Regions from separate parts of the Mus musculus genome. Here region 2 is linked to region 1. A link is a loop called in an ENCODE intact Hi-C map of the cell type or tissue named here. Cell type or tissue: left cerebral cortex. All regions are shown on one strand.

What was found. A loop is a pair of places that touch in the nucleus more often than their neighbours do. Peaks named below come from ENCODE experiments on the same cell type or tissue, not always from the same donor. Only the 100,000 strongest peaks of a DNase experiment are listed, where the experiment ranks them.
Region 2: a loop joins it to region 1, with 4 times the contacts of the local background. A loop is called at or near these places in 5 of 42 quality-filtered maps.

What each region holds. Positions count from the first base shown.
Region 1 is chr8:36,198,568-36,206,567 of GRCm38, forward strand. Gm35520 (a long non-coding RNA gene) reads left to right here. Exons shown (of 4, transcript XR_870363.2): 4 at 3,533-4,280. Among named protein-coding and RNA genes, the nearest start is that of Gm39165, 6.1 kb to the right of the region's middle. In left cerebral cortex, a CTCF peak has its summit at 3,612 (motif pointing right); DNase peaks (open chromatin) are centred at 1,976, 3,630, 4,045 and 6,597.
Region 2 is chr8:36,505,306-36,513,305 of GRCm38, forward strand. It overlaps Trmt9b (tRNA methyltransferase 9B), which reads left to right. Exons shown (of 5, transcript NM_176952.5): 4 at 247-420; 5 at 6,268-8,000. The coding sequence ends at 7,283. Among named protein-coding and RNA genes, the nearest start is that of Trmt9b, 51 kb to the left of the region's middle. In left cerebral cortex, no CTCF peak of the experiment used is centred here; a DNase peak (open chromatin) is centred at 4,003.

The DNA.
Region 1 (8,000 bases):
CTTAAGGCTGAGTAGAGGTTGCTTTGAGTGTTTTGTCTCTTTGTTCTTCATGTCTCTCTAAGCAATAGGCTGTTGCTCACACACACAAATAATATGGCTCAAGCATCTCCTATGAAATGGAGTTTATTTGTATATAAGCTACACATACCTTCCCATATGATCTATGTCTTTAAATTGATAGAAATATTAAGTAACCCAGCTATACTACTCCTGGGCTCGTACCCAGAAGATGCTCCAACATGTCATAAGGACACATGCTCCACTATGTTCATAACAGCCATATTTATAATAGCCAGGAGCTGGAAAGAACCCAGATTTCACTCAACCGAGGAAGGGATACAGAAAATGTGTTACATTTACACAGTGGAGTACTACTCTGCTATTAAAAATGATGGATTTATGAAATTCTTAGGCAAATGGATGGAACTAGAAAATATCATCCTGAGTGAGGTAACACAATCGCAAAAGAACACACATGATATGTTCTCACTGATAAAGGAATATTAGTTCCAAATACTCAAAATACAATTCACAGACCACATGATGCTCAAGAGGAAGGAAGACCAGAGAGTGAATGCTTCAGGCCTCCTTAGAAGGAGAACAAAATACAGGAGCAAATATGGAGATAAAGTGTGGAGCAGAGACTGAAGGAAAGGCCACTCGGAGACCGTCCCACCTGGGGATTCATCCCACATAGAGTTGCCAAACCCAGACTCTATTGTGGATGTCAAGAAGTGCATTCTGAAAGGAGCCTGATATGGCTGTCTCCTGAGAGGCCCTGCCAGAGCCTTACAAATATAGAGACAGATGTTAGCAGCCAACCATTGGACTGAGCACGGGGTTCTTAATAGAGGAGTTAGAGAAGGGACTGAAAGAGTTGAAGGGGTTTGCAACCCCATAGAAATAACAACATTATCAACCAACCACATACCCCAGAACTCCCATCAACAAAGGAGTACACATGGCTCCAGTTGCATGTGTAGCAGAGGATGGCCTTGTCATACATCAATGGAAGGAGAGGTGCGTGGTCCCATGAAGGCTCGATAGATGCCCCAGCTTAGGGGAATCAAGGGAGGGGAGGTGGGAGTGGGTGGGTGGGTGAAGGAACACCCTCATAGAAGCAGGGGGAGGGAGGATGTGGTAGGGTGTTTCCAGGAGGGAGGGAAACCAGGAAAGGGGATAATATTTGAAATGTAAATAAAGTATCCAATAAAAAAAGGAATATTAAATGTAGTGAGCAGGCTCTGTAATCCATATTTGGCTGAACTGTGGAAAGGGAGGGTCAACCATACTAGATGTTTGTTGCATAAATGAGTTTAGAGAGGCAACCGGGGCTTTAAAAATAGCCCTGGAAAGGATAGCTCACAGATTGCACCATGGCTACCACAGTCCCACTGTGCTTTGCAAAGCCAAAGGCTCAGAGAAGGTTGCGAGAGGACGACTTAAGTTTAAGTGAGCAGCTATCATGAGAACTAAGGAAGGAGAATATTGCGAACTCCCACTTGCTCAGGGATACAAGTGGACAAACTCTGAGAATAAATTACTGGAAGTATAACCATATAACCCTTATCAGTCTGAAGTCAGTACCTAGCCAATAGTATTTTTTTTTAAATAAAAAGAGATCATTTGGGCTGGAGAGATGGCTCAGCATCACTGACTGCTCTTCCAAAGGACCTGGGTTCAATCCCCATCACCACAGGCAGTTCAGAACTGTCTGCAATTCTTGTGCAGGGGAGATCTGCACCCTCACATGGACACACATGCAGGCAAAACACCGGTGCTTATAAGATAAAAACTGATAATAAATTATTTTGAAAAAAAGATAGAAAATGGTTGAAATTTGACTACTGACGGAGAGCTATGAAAGGTTCATTGTGACAAGTGACTCATTCCCCAGAGAGCCTGTGAAGATGGACACAAGCCATATCCAGCACGAGGTTGAGCGCTGGGTTTTTATTCAGACACTAACATCAATCATTATGCATTTTGGATCTTGGAACACTGTCATGGGTAGTTTGGATTTATCAATTGAGACATTTCATACAAATGAAAAATTGTGGCATATGGCTGGCTCTTCCTGCTGCAATTGTTTTTTTTTCCAATTTTCTATCAATTTAGCATGACTAAACTTCCAGTGAGCCGCATCTATCTAAAAACATGTCCAAATGAACAAAGGTTTACCACTAATGGGATTGGCTCACAGGGAGGGGGGAGGAATGAGAGGACTAAGTGCCTGGTGCTTTTTATGAATCTGTTGTTAGCCAAAGTAGCTGCTGATGTTTGAAGCTATGTTAAAAGAAACAATGTAACAAAGACAAACCATCAGTGCATCTGGTCCTGGAAAGCAGCTCAGTAGGAGAGTCACCTGGTCCTCCCTCGCATCCACAGGGCTAGTTTTTGTTTGTTTGTTTGCTTTTTAATTTAACAGAGAAGTGAGATTATTCTTTTCATTAATTATTCACTTTACATCCAGATCGCAGCCCCCTCTCCTGCCCCCCACAGCCCCTTCTCAGTGAAGGAGAAGAGGCCCTCCTCCTCTGTAACTAACCGATCCTGCCTCATCAAATCACTGCAGAATTAGGTACATCCCCTCCCACTGAGGCCAGACAAAGTGGCTCAGTTAGGGAAATGGGATCCGCAGGCATGCAGAAGTCAGGATAAGCCCCGGCTCCAGTTGTTGGGGGACCTGCATGAAGACTGAGCTGCACATCTGCTACATATGTGTGAGGGGGCCCAGGTCCAGCCCATGCTTGCTCTTTGGTTGGTGGTTCAGTTTCTGGGAGCCCCCAAGGGTCCAGCATAGTTGACTCTGTTGGTCTTCCTGTAAAGTCCCCCAATCCTTTCCTCAACTCCTCCACAAGACTCCCCCAGCTCCCTAATGTTTGGCTATGGGTCTCTGTTTCTGTTTGCATTAGCTTCTGGGTGGAGCCTCTCAGAGGACAGCTATTCTAGCCTCCCATCTGCAAGCATAACAGTATCATTTATCATGTCAGGGACTGGTTTTGGTCCATGGGATGGGTCTCAAGTTGGGCCAGTTATTTGTTGGCCATTCCCTCAGTCTCTGCTCCATCTTTGTCCCTGCATGTCACGTAAACAGGACACATTTTGAGTTAAAGGCTTTGTGGGTGGGTTGCTGTCCTTATTCTTCCAGTGGTCGTCTTACCTGGCTACAAGAAATGGCCACTTGAGGCTCGAGATCCTAGTTTTGTTGTTGTTGTTGTTGTTGTTGTTTTGTTTGTTTGTCATTGCATTTAAATTCCTTCTTTTCCTTCTTTTTTTTTCATTTAAGGCAAGAAAGGAAACTCAAGTGTAAATATGGAAAAGCAAATATTGTAGATTTGTTTATCTGTTTAGACAGTATCTCCATGAAGCCGGTACTACGTAGCTTAACATTCACTATGGAGCCAAAGTAGCCCTTGAACTCCCAGAGATCTTCCTACCTCTTTCTCCCAGGTGATGACATTAAATGTATAAGCCACCATACCCTGCATCTCCCTATTTCTTTCACTTTTTTTTTCTTTTTTTTCTATAGCTATACAGGAATGCAAGCTTGACTGAAAATTTTCTTCAGTATTTTAATCTGCAGTTGATCATCACGGCCAGTAGATGGTGCTTGTGTCCCTACAAGGAAAATTCTGGGCAGCATTAAATACGAGAAATTTTTAGAAATCTGGGAATTTAATGAATCTCCAACTGAACCCAGTAGAGAAATTAAGAATAGTTATTTCTTGAAACAATTTTATGACACCAGAAAAAATATCTCCACAAGTTCCTCTTTCTTCACAGGAAAACACAATGCCTGATGTCTGTCTAAACATCCCACATTTGAACTCTAAATTTATATTTAATATCATGGACATGTGGTTTCAGTAAGGACACTGTGGATGATGCCCAGCTCAGACACAGAACTTGGAGGCTTTGAGCTGGATCTAATCTGAAGGCTGGCTTTCAGAGTCCTGGAAGGTATATTGCAAACTGCTAAGGCAAGCAGACAGCCAATAATCCTACACAGCTGTTACTGACACCCACGAACCGCAACAGTGACCAGCACAGCAAGATGTCCCTACAGCTCATGGAACAACAGTGTGCATGTTCCTCAAAGATCTCAAAATAGATCTACTATATTATCCAGCTATACCACTCTTGGGTGTATACCCAAGGACTGTATGTTCTACTACAGCGAGTCTGCTACCTGCTCATTCATATTCATGGTTGCTCTATGTATAATGGCCAGTAAATGGAAGCAGCCAAGATGTCCATAATAAAATGTGGTCTATTTACATAATGGCATATTTCTCAGCTGTTAAGAAAAAAGAGGGAATTCTAAGCAAATGAACTGGAAACAATTCTTCTGAGTGCTGTCGTTTTAGACACAGAGACCTCCGGAACTTATGATTCCATGACATCACTTATGAAGTCTTGGTTCAGCCCCACCTTTCTTTCTTTCTCTTTTTATTAGATACTTTCTTTATTTACATTTCAAATATTATCCCCTTTCCTTGTTTCCCTCCGAAAACCCACCCTTCCACCCACTCCCACTTCCTGGTCCTAGCGTTCCCCTACACTGGAGAATCAAGCCTTCACAGGATCAAGGACATCTCCTCCCATTGATGACCAACAAGGCCATCCTCTGCTACATAAGCAGCTGGAGCCATGGGTCCCTCCATGTGTACTCTTTGGTTGGTTGTTTAGTCCCTGGGAGCTCTGGGGGGGGTATTGTTGTTCATATTGTTGTTCCTCTTATGGGGCTGCAAACACCTTCAGCTCCTTGGGTACTTTCTCTAGCTCCTCCATTGGGGACCCTGTACTCAATCCAATGGATAGCTGTGAGCATCTACCTCTGTATTTGTCAGGCACTGGCAGAGCCTCTCAGAAGACAGCTATATCAGGCTCCTGTCAGCAAGCACCTTTTAGCATCCACACTAGTGTCTGGGTTTGGTGACTGTATAGTGGATGGATCCCCAGGTGAGGCAGTCTCCGGATGGCCTTTCCTTCAGTCCCTACTCCACACTTTGTCTCTATATCTCTTCCCATGGGTGTTTTGCTCCCCCTTCTAAGAAGGACTGAAGCATCCACACTTTGGTCTTCCTTCTTCTTGTCAGTCCTACTTATAAACTTTCAAAGTTCCCACTGCTTTCTAGCTAGTATGTCAGCTCATGGAATTTTGATACCATTTCTGTAATACATCTATTTTCCTACAGAACTAAGTGTCTAAGAGATGGTGTTAGCAGCCGAATAGCTGTGTCAGTGTGGAACACAGAGTTGGTCCTAGCAAGTAGTTTGGAGAACCAAAGATCTAAACTTTAAAATGGGGCTAGCTCATTGGAAGGATCTGAGGTTTTTAACAAGTTTCCAATTCTAATCTTCAGCTATTGCCAAAAATAAGCTCCAGAGCTTGCATAAGAATCCCAATAAATTAACAACCAGATTGCATTAGCCTAATAAATGCATGGGCAACTTTTGACTTTACAGAACTTTGATTGCCCTGTAAAATCTGCTCATATGCCCCAGTACAGGGGAATGCCAGGGCCAAAAAGGGGGAGTGGGTGGGTAGGGGAGTGGGTGGGGGTGGGTATGGGGGACTTTTGGTTTAGCATTGGAAATGTAAATGAGCTAAATATCTAATAAAAAATGGAAAAAAAAGAAAAAATTCAGAGGTTGCCAATGGTGTAAGAATCAGGTGGACGGTGACTGTGGGGGCATTGCCTAACTCACTCCTGTGCGTGTGAGTTACCAGCATTTTTCAGATACTCTGACCTGGAGTAAGAAGGTAGGTTACCCGTGCATATGTCTCAGCTCGCAGCTCCTCTGAATAGACTTGTGGGAAGATCTCTGGGGTCAAATGCACGATGGTTCTCTGTCTATGGTGAAGCTTCATCCTGGGATCAACACTCTTCTTGTCTGGGCAACATCTGTACCAGAAAAATCCCCCAACTTCAGGTACACACTCTCAACTTCAACACACAGTCACAGTGCATCCCTCCAGTCTCACTGCATCCCTCCAGTTGCAAACAGAATCATTCCCCCATAGATTAAGTCTACAAATCCAAAGGTGTGCTCACTTGCTCTCTCTCTCTCTCTCTCTCTCTCTCTCTCTCTCTCTCTCTCTCTCTCTCCTCTCTCTCTCTCTCTCCTCTCTCTCTCTAGGGAATGATCCTTTGGAGTCTCTTTCAGCTTTTGGTAGCCCTATCATTCTTGGACTTGCAGAGTTCATCCCCTGCCTCTATGGTCACAGGGCTTGTTGTGTCTTTGCCTGCTCTTGCCTTTTGGTGGCCTCTCTTCTCTCCATGTATGCAATAACAATACTGTTAAGGACTCCTTTTTTCACTAGGACCTCATTTTAACTTAATTAGTTATACCCGGAAAGATCCCACTTCTGTATAGGTTTCCATTCTCAGATGCTCAGGATTAAGAGTGCAACATAGAAATTTTGCATTATAGACAGCTCAATCTATAGCAAGCTGCTTTAGTCAGCAAAGCCAGACACTAAAAATAGCCCAAATGCCCTTCAAGTAGAGAATGGATGAACAAATATGGTATCTTTACATAACAGGATATTACTCAGAAACAAGCAGATGAGTTACTGTTAAATACACCACCTTGGATGGATCTCAAGTGCTTAGTGTGGAAGAAATGGGAGGAGAGGGCTACACCCAGCAAGGGTTCTAATACTCACCAATACTTCCACACCCAGCAACGGTTCTACACTCACCAAAGATTCTATACTCAGCAACGGCTCCACACTTAGCAATGCTTCCACTCTCACCAGTGGCTCAGAGTTCTTCTATTTGTAGTAGCCTTCTGCATGAGGCATAGACATAGAAGCACAGGAAACATCAGTATTCCCAGGTATGGAAAGGATAGGGAAAAAATTCAAAAGAGACTGGGGGGGGGCGGCTGATGGAACATTATCATCAGCATCTTGACATTAAAGCTGGCTCTATGACTGTACATGTTTGTATACATCTAGAGAACCACACTGCAAAAGAATTGAATATATGCAACTCACACACCAGTAAGCTTGACCCACCCCTCCACAATGGTGTTAGAGAACGTGGATATTAATGGCTATGGGCTGAACATAGCTTGTTACCCCACCCCCCCAAAAAAACCTGTGTTGACATTGCATCCTCATCAGACAATGCAGAAGTGCAATCCGCAGGCCCATTTACGAGGTGCCTGAGGCTCTGCTCTCATCCGTGGGGGAGTCTGTTTATGTGACTGAAAAGTGGTGGTCCAATGGGTTATCTAGGGTGGGTCTGTTGTGGAAGCTTGTTTGGCTGCATCTCTCCTACACTCCCCATCTCCTGCCATGTGACGATGCCTTCTGACATAGCCCCTCAACCACAGGGCAGAGTAGGAGCCAAAATAAGTTTACCCAGGGGATAGAGAAATGGTTAAGTTGGGTAAGAGTCCTTGCTTGGCAATCCTGGGGACATGAGTCAGGATAGTCATGTGGACCCACGGAGCACATGCATGCACGCATGCAACACACACACACACACACACACGTACAAAGAAAAACAATAACAACTAAAGAATAGGCTTTATCTATACTGTGGTAGTGTATTATTAGCAGTAAACTGGAGAAGACATCCACATACAAGAAACACACATGCACACACTTCCCTCTCACACATAAACACTACCTTAAAATAAATCACCAACTTCAAGGTAAAAGCTAAAACTACCCAACTTTTAGAAGAAAACAGAAAACTCTTCGAAACCCTGGGAGAAAGCAAAATTTTCTTAGATGTGGTATGAAAAGCAGTCTATATAAGGAGAGGGAGTCAGAGACAGACAGAGAGGGAAATGAGACTTCACCAGAACTTTAAATATGTCCCCTTGACGAAGGAGTTCTCTGGGATATTTAAAGAATTCTCAGAAAACAAGTGACGTCCACGAGCAAGATTTGAGCAAGTATTTTAAAAAACAGATAAGCATAAAAAGATGCTCACGGTAAATAGTCACTGAGGAACTGGAGACTGCAGTCCAATAAC
Region 2 (8,000 bases), 310 kb after region 1:
GTCATAGCTTTTGTTTCTCAGGGATGAGCCAGCTCATGAGATTAGGTTGTGCTACTGTGCTGAGCTCCATGGGCAATGCTTCAATAAATATTCCATACATTTCCTCTCTTGTGTATGAAACAATACGTAAGTGTTCTCTGAAGTGTTGCATCTTGGTCATTTACTATAAAGTTCATCCATTACAGCACACATTAACTTGCATCGTTCCAGGAAGGACAGCATGTGACGCTGGTTTTTCTCTTACAGGTTGTGGAACTGGAAAGTATCTTAAAGTGAATAGCCAAGTCCATACTCTGGGCTGTGACTACTGTGGGCCTCTGGTAGAGATTGCCCGGAATAGAGGGTGTGAAGTCATGGTATGTGACAACCTTAATCTTCCCTTTAGGGACCAGGGCTTCGATGCTATCATCTCCATAGGAGGTAAGGCAGCCAGGCTTTCATACTTTGCCATGAAAAAAAAAAAACCCACAATCAGACAACTCACATGACTCAATGTCCATTCTGTATAGAGGTCTATGCAATGCATTTTGTCTAAATTTAAAATATACACACTCTGTCGCATGACTTATTTGACTCCTGCCTAATACAGTTATGATATGTAAGCGGTTTTAACTTTCAACTTTCAGGCTGTTATTGTGTTATTTTTGATGATTTGTTCCCATGTGTTTCGCTACATGCAAGAAGGGTGTCGGAGCGCCTACTCATTGAAAATGTACTTTGCTATATTGAGATCAGGTCAGATCCTCCTGACACAAAGGGGATTATTCAGGTTTCATGTTAACAAAAACAGACTACAGCAGTGTCCTTGAATTTCAACAGAAAATTCTAGAACTAATGTATTAAACATCCCCCCGAACAAGTATGCCATCCACTGCTACTCAAGTTCCCGGAAAAGGCAGACCCTACCTGGTCCCAGATTTCATTGTCTTAGCATGTCTTTCTGTTCCTAATTCTAGAATTTGTTGATGAATCTAGGGAATTTTTTTTCTCACATTTCACAAGCCTCCCCAGGAAACTCCATGCCAAAGTGAACAAAACAACAGGAATATCAGCAAAGTCCATGCCTGGAACACGCACAGATGCATGAGACGTAGCTCATTTTACGCTGTACTACTTACTAGGAAACCCTGTACTAAAGTAATCCCCTAGCCAGGCAGGGTGCTACACACCTTTACTCTCACTCAGCATTTGGGAGACAGAAACGAGTGGATCTCTGTGAGTTGAAGCCAGCCTGGTCAACATAGCAAGCTGTAGGACATCCAAGACTACACGGAAAGACTTTGTCTGAGAAGTCCAAAAACTAGAAACAAACGACTCTTCTGATAAGTTCTTTTCAGTGGTAACATCTTTTGCAAAGCAAATTACTTGATTGAACACATTTTTTTAATTAGCCTTTTGACATAACAAACTTTATCAAACTATCAAAATAAGGTGATCTTAGGGAAGTTGACTACCATTCATTTTATATAGATAGATAGATAGATAGATAGATAGATAGATAGATAGATAGATAGATAGATAGAGATAGAGATAGAGATAGAGATAGAGATAGAGATAGAGATAGAGATAGAGATAGAGATAGAGATAGAGATAGAGATAGATATAGATATATAATACTTTCTTGAACTAGACAAGAGGTTGTTAGGTCTCCTCAGATGGGAACTGTATCTTTGCATAGTGGGAAGACACAGGCCTGGATGCCATAACTTTAGAAACGGTCAGGAACAGTGAAAGATGGTTGCCATGGGAACCTCCCTTATGCTGTCTTTCTTCTCTGCACTTGAGACTATTAGGTGCCTTTTGTGGTAAGCCTTAGTCCATGCAGGCTGCTATAACTAAGCATCACAGACCCCTGTGTTTTAAACAATAGACTTTTATTTCTTCCCTCAAAGAACCAGGCATGCCAGCTCCTTGAGAGGGCTTGCAGATGCCTACAGCCTCCATCCCTTTTTGCTGATTCCCTGTCTGACAGAGGTAGAGGCTGAAGATCAATCTCTTCATATGATGGCAGTAATCCAGTCATACAGGACCACACATGAGCCTAGTGATTTCCCAAAGGTCCCATTGCCTATGGACATAGTCTTTGTTGGAGTGACACAGATGTGTTAAAGGGCTCATTTTGACCTAAGCAACACAATGCTGAACTCTGAATCTTTAGTGGGAAAACATTTTTATTTAATCACCTTTCTAAAGAACTAAAAATTACAGAGACTTTAGGAGAAAGATAGAGTATTTGTGCTCATAAGCACAAAGCTGTTTATGTTGGTTTTGGAGTCCACAAGGCTCCTATCCCAGCACCACTCCGCTACTGTGACAGAGTGTGTAGTGTTGACTCCTTATCTGCTTTTCAGAAATGTGCCATGTTCCTATGTTCTCAGCTTAAAGGTCCCACCTTTCCCTTATAGAAAATGGAGGATGCTACACTCTCATTTGTGTCTGTTCCAAAGCTTATGTTAGAATGTGTCACAGCTCTTCTGAATGTATGAAGCCTGTTATAGAAGTGAGTTCATTATCACAAGGAAAGTCCCTAAACAAGAGAGTTGGAGAGAGATTGGCACAACTTTTTCCAAGGAGAGGTGAACCCCAGATAGGGCATCTAGTACAGTCAGGTTTCTGATAGGAACATGGGAAGACTTACTTATTACTTTCATGTCTCAAAGGCAACTTGCCACTGAAAAATTCCCACCAAACATAGCTTATAACTCATGGATAAGTGTCACAATGTATAACTCATGGATAAGTGTCACAATGTATAACTCATGGATAAGTGTCACAATGTGTAGGCAGCTTCGCTAAAGAGTCTCCTCTCCCCCAGCAACTGCTTACTCTTTGTATAGTCTCAGTGAGCGGCTTATAAGTCTTGTAAATTTTGTGAACTTCTAGTTTTCCAGGGTCTCACACTGCACCTTCCTTGAAGTTTTCAATTCAGAGGAAATATCTGTGTAACAGTGAGCTTGGCAGAGTGTCCCCCTCAACTCCCCATGCCTCACTCAGTGCTCTTTATCATTTGTGCCCTAAGCTATATCAGGAGGCAGCCTGAAGGTCCTCACCTATGCTGACCCGCTGTTTTGAAGAATTATGCTCAACTGGAAACACGACCCGAATAGGTTTCTATTGTTTAAAGTTTATTGTTTCATGTTTCTATCGTTTATCGTTTACCTAGTCTTTGGCATTCTGTTACAGTAGCAGAAATGCACTAATACACCCCATTACTTTCTTTCAATTGAAAAGGACTTGAGAGACATGGTGGCACATAGCTATAACCCCAGCCCTGTGCAGGCTGAGGCAGGAGAATCATAAGTTTAAGGTCAACCTGGAGTACACAAAGAGGTGTTGACTCAAAATAAATTAGCCTAACAAAAGTGTCCCTTTAAGTTCCCAAATATGCTATTAGGAATTATAGCTATGAGGTAACATGATAAGGTCATTTTCACATTTAGAATAATATGAGAAGTTTCAAAACTCACTCTTACATTCATATGTATTTATTCCCTATTTTTGAATTTCATATTTTGGCATTTCTGGCTTGTCCTGACATGAGGACATATCTTTCCCCCACTTCTTTATTTTCTTACGTTTTGGAGTCTTTTAGTAAAAGAGAGACAACTGCCGTACTCAGCTATAGGCACACTGGGCTTCCCTGGCAGATTCCGAGAAGGAACACTTTTTGCCCTTAGAGCAATTGGCAAACTGTCTAAAATCATGTAGCAGTGTAAACTGGTTGAATCAACCTCTTACCTCACGCCAGGCTCTCCAACACCCAACCTACAGGGAACATCCGGCAGTACCCGGTGACGTTTAGGGGAAGTCGCCAGGGGACAGGTATATATGTGCTATCGTCATTGACAGGAGGCTCCCCAACAACAGGAATCCTCAGGCCCCAAACACCAGTGAAAGCAGTGTTTTAAAGCCTGCTTTCTGCCAAACCTGGAAGTTCTGAGTGCTCAGTAAGACCTACGCACTTAGAAAGTTGAAGAACAGTAAGTCATAAAGTGAATGACTTGACAGGGTGTTAAAGGAAACCTGCTGTCACCATTTGGTTCTGTAATCCAAAAATTGGATCCAAGTCATCTTTTTAGCCTTTCCACCGGAAAATTGCTCTAAGTACATATATGCAATGTATATATGGACTGCAAATATGGAATACTATTTTTGCATTTGAGTTGTGACTATGATTCACCAACAAAAATGTTCTTTTACTTCTTAAAATTTTCAACATAGTTTCTCAGCAGTGACATTTCGGATAGATTTCACTCTAGTGATGTTCATGGTGCGTCCTACCAGAACTTGTATATGTGTGTGTATATATAACGTGTGTGTGTGTGTGTGTGTGTGTGTGTGTGTAACACATTTGACATGTGTGAGGAAATCTTCCTCTATAAGCTTCTTTTTCCTCCAAAACATTTGACTTGGAGCTGGAGGGATGGCTCAACTGTTAAGATCACCCACTACTCTTGCGGAGGACCCGGGTTCAGTTCCACAACCCAGGTTGGGTGGGTCACAGCTGCCTAGTGCAGTCCCAGAGGATCCAATACCCTCTTTAGCCTCCGTAGGCATCTGTATACATGCACCGTTTGCTCACACAGCTACATAAGCATAAATAAAATTTTAAAAACACTTGCTTTAAAAGTTTGTTACCTACTGCCTGTTACATACACATTTAAAACACAAGAGTCACTTTTCTGCATAAAACTATGATTAAAAATGAATTATTTTGTACTTATCAATAAATGAAGACTTTGTTTTCTATACAACACCCTTTGAAACCCAGTAGGGTCCTGGAACATTGAAGACCTATTAGTCTATTACAAAGAGTTATTTATAGCATGTAAACAGACCTGTTTTAATGTGTTTCCCTCGTCCCTTCTTTGGGCTTTACCAGGTTAATGCAGTGACTTATCACGATCCACAGAAGCTGCGTTCTGTAGAGCCTTGTGGACACTGCACAGCAGCTCACAACTGTCTGTACCTCTGGCTCCAAGGGGTTCAATACCCTCTTCTGGCCACTGCACAAATGTGGTGTGTACATACACTTATGCAGGTGAAACACCAGCCCACACACAAATAAAACAGACGATAGATATGATAGATCGAAAATAATGCCAATTGTATTCTTGAGTGACCTCCCTCCGAAAACTTTTTATATAGAGATCAGGCTTTTTATATGGGCCAGACTTCTCTTTAGTTATTTGATGCATACCTGTGGCAGGTAAACCTCAGAGCTCACTAGTTTAAAATCCTCACTAACGGCTAAATGATGTGAGCGTCAAGAGGACAGGTTCAGCTGCTCTCTGCCAGCGCTGCTGCCCACATCAGCGCTGGAGTTGCTCAGTTTTGCTTGGAACCAGACTCCTCCCTGATCTATGTAGAGGTTCCTGTTTGGAAACAGAGCTTCCTCTTGGCACAGTGCTGTGATTAAACACCTCCAGTACCTAATAGATGAGGACTTTTCTATATATTTGTTTGGTGAGAATACACCCAATAAAACTGGGGGTACAGTCAGAGGTAGAGTGTCTGTTATCATGCGCAGTCCCCTGAGTTCCTTAATTACCTAGTGTGACATAATCAGTACTACTAATAAAATGTACCCGTAATAGCACACATACACGTAGGGGAAAGATGGATTCTATTCAGGAAATACTCGAATCTCCCTCTGACTTTTCAGGGATTAAAAGTGAAATGATAACTAATACATTTTTTTAAGCACACACGATTATTGTATTATCATTAGGAAGGGCTTTTGACCTTGTGTTTAGCTGGCTTCTCTTTGCATCATCTAACTAAAAAATACATAATATTTAAACTTTCTCTGTATGTTGTTTTATTAATATTACTAACACTGATTCATGGTATTCACCCATGGCTTCTATAGAAACAAATTATTCAGTAAAACAATGAGTTAGTCCCTAGACTCCAACAGAGAACACGGCCGCACTACATGTCCCTTTCAGATTTCAGTCATTCACATTGGTTATCCTTGTGATAGCCAATTTTCAAATCCCATAGGCTTTGAGGCTGAAGAGAACTTGCTCATTATCTCTAAGGGTTTTTTGTTGTTGTTGTTTTGTTTTGTTTTTTATTAGACATGAGGGAACTTAAAATCTTCAGAATTTGTTCAAGTCAAAAACTGTCTCTGAAAGCCAGACCCATATTGTTTTTCCAGTTTATTGTGATAAGGTTCTCTGTAGGCCAGGATCTCATGACCAGTGTATATGTGTTCATGTATATGATATATGCACAACGACATCTATATTTTTTCTTTTTTAGTCATACATCATTTTTCTACAAAAGAAAGAAGAATTAGAGCAATAAAGGAAATGGCCAGGGTTTTAGCTCCCGGAGGCCAGTTGATGATTTATGTCTGGGCAATGGAACAGAAGAACCGACGCTTTGAGAAACAGGATGTACTTGTGCCGTGGAACAGGGCACTCTGTTCCCGGCTGCTGTCAGAATCCCACCAGTCATGGGGTCATCACTGTGAGCATCCCAGGAGCCGAGGCTTCCAGGGCCCCGGTTCCGTGTGCGGCTGCGCAGTGTGTTTTAAGGGCAGATGTGATTCCAAACGGTCCCACAGCATGGACTATGGGTCTGCGGTGGCCAGAACCTGCTGCGAAGCTATTTCAAAGGAAGGCGAGCGAGAGAACGGATTGTATAGCAATTTTGGGAAATCCTTTCGTTCCTGGTTTTTCTCCAGGTCTTTGGATGAATCAACCCTGAGGAAGCAAATTGAAAGAGTCAGGCCCATGAAAATCCCAGAGGCTTGGGCCAATAGCACCGTGTCCCAACAGCCTTCCAGACACCCCAGCTTAGACTTGCACGCTCCGGAGCCATTTTCAACAAAAGGACCAAACTTAGATGAGGTGTTCGTAGACACATCTTCTCAAAGACACTTGGGCTGGCTGAGAACACCTGGCACATCAGACAACTTCAGTGGACACAAGGGAGGAGGGAGCAGGAGGAAGGAGGGGGGCAATTTTCTGGACATCACTGATACCGGGGACAGTGTGGCTGCTAGTAACAGCAGTGATCCTTCTGCCAGAAAAATATTAAGGAGGGTTTCTGCATTCGACTCCAACGACTCCAACTCAGAAGACTCAAGCTTTTTGGAAGCACAACGGGATGCCACCGATTCCAAAGCCTTCATGCGTTACTACCATGTATTTCGGGAAGGTGAGCTCTCCAGCCTGCTGCAGGAGAGTGTGTCTGAGCTACAGGTTCTGAGCTCCGGCAATGACCATGGTAACTGGTGCATCATTGCAGAGAAAAAGAGGAGCTGGGATTAAACGACACGGCTCAAGGCAGAGGCTACGGTGGTGGCCTATCATCTGTTCAACGGGGCTGGTGTGGGTACCAGAAGCAGCATCCTGTTTCATTGTTTTCAAATCCAGGTACGAGTTGGTACTTAAGCACTTTGACCGCATCTTCCTAATTGTTGAGTAAGCACGAAGTCTGACACGTACTGCATCTGCTACAGGATCTGCCTGCTGAAGTTTCAATAAGAGAATCTGAGGAAGCAATAGGAACTGAACTTTAAGTATAGGCTTGATCTTCTTCCTCCCAGTGATGAAATTATTATAATATGTGTATGTCAAGCGTCAGTATTATCTTTTGGTTTTTAAATATTCTGCTGTTAAGTATACCCTTTAAAAGCAGTTTGTTTGTTTGTTTGTTTGTTTGTTTTAAATAAATTGCATTGGTTCTCAGGTAATTACTTAGACCTCTGTGGAAGGAACAAGGACACCTGTTCTGTGGCTGGGTGTGTTTGAGACTTGCTGTGGGGGTGTCTTGTTTCCTGACTTTGTTGCTAACTACGTCAAGCCTTCTAATATTGCCCAGATGTTCTAAATTACATGCAAACATCGTTTGGGATGAGCAGTGTTAATAATACTGTCTTCAGTGTTGCTCTGAAGCTTCTTAAAGGCGCTGTTAGCAGAGGGTTAGTGTTAGAGCAGCCAGCTCGAATGCCGCAGAATCAGCATATATCCACAGTACCACAGATA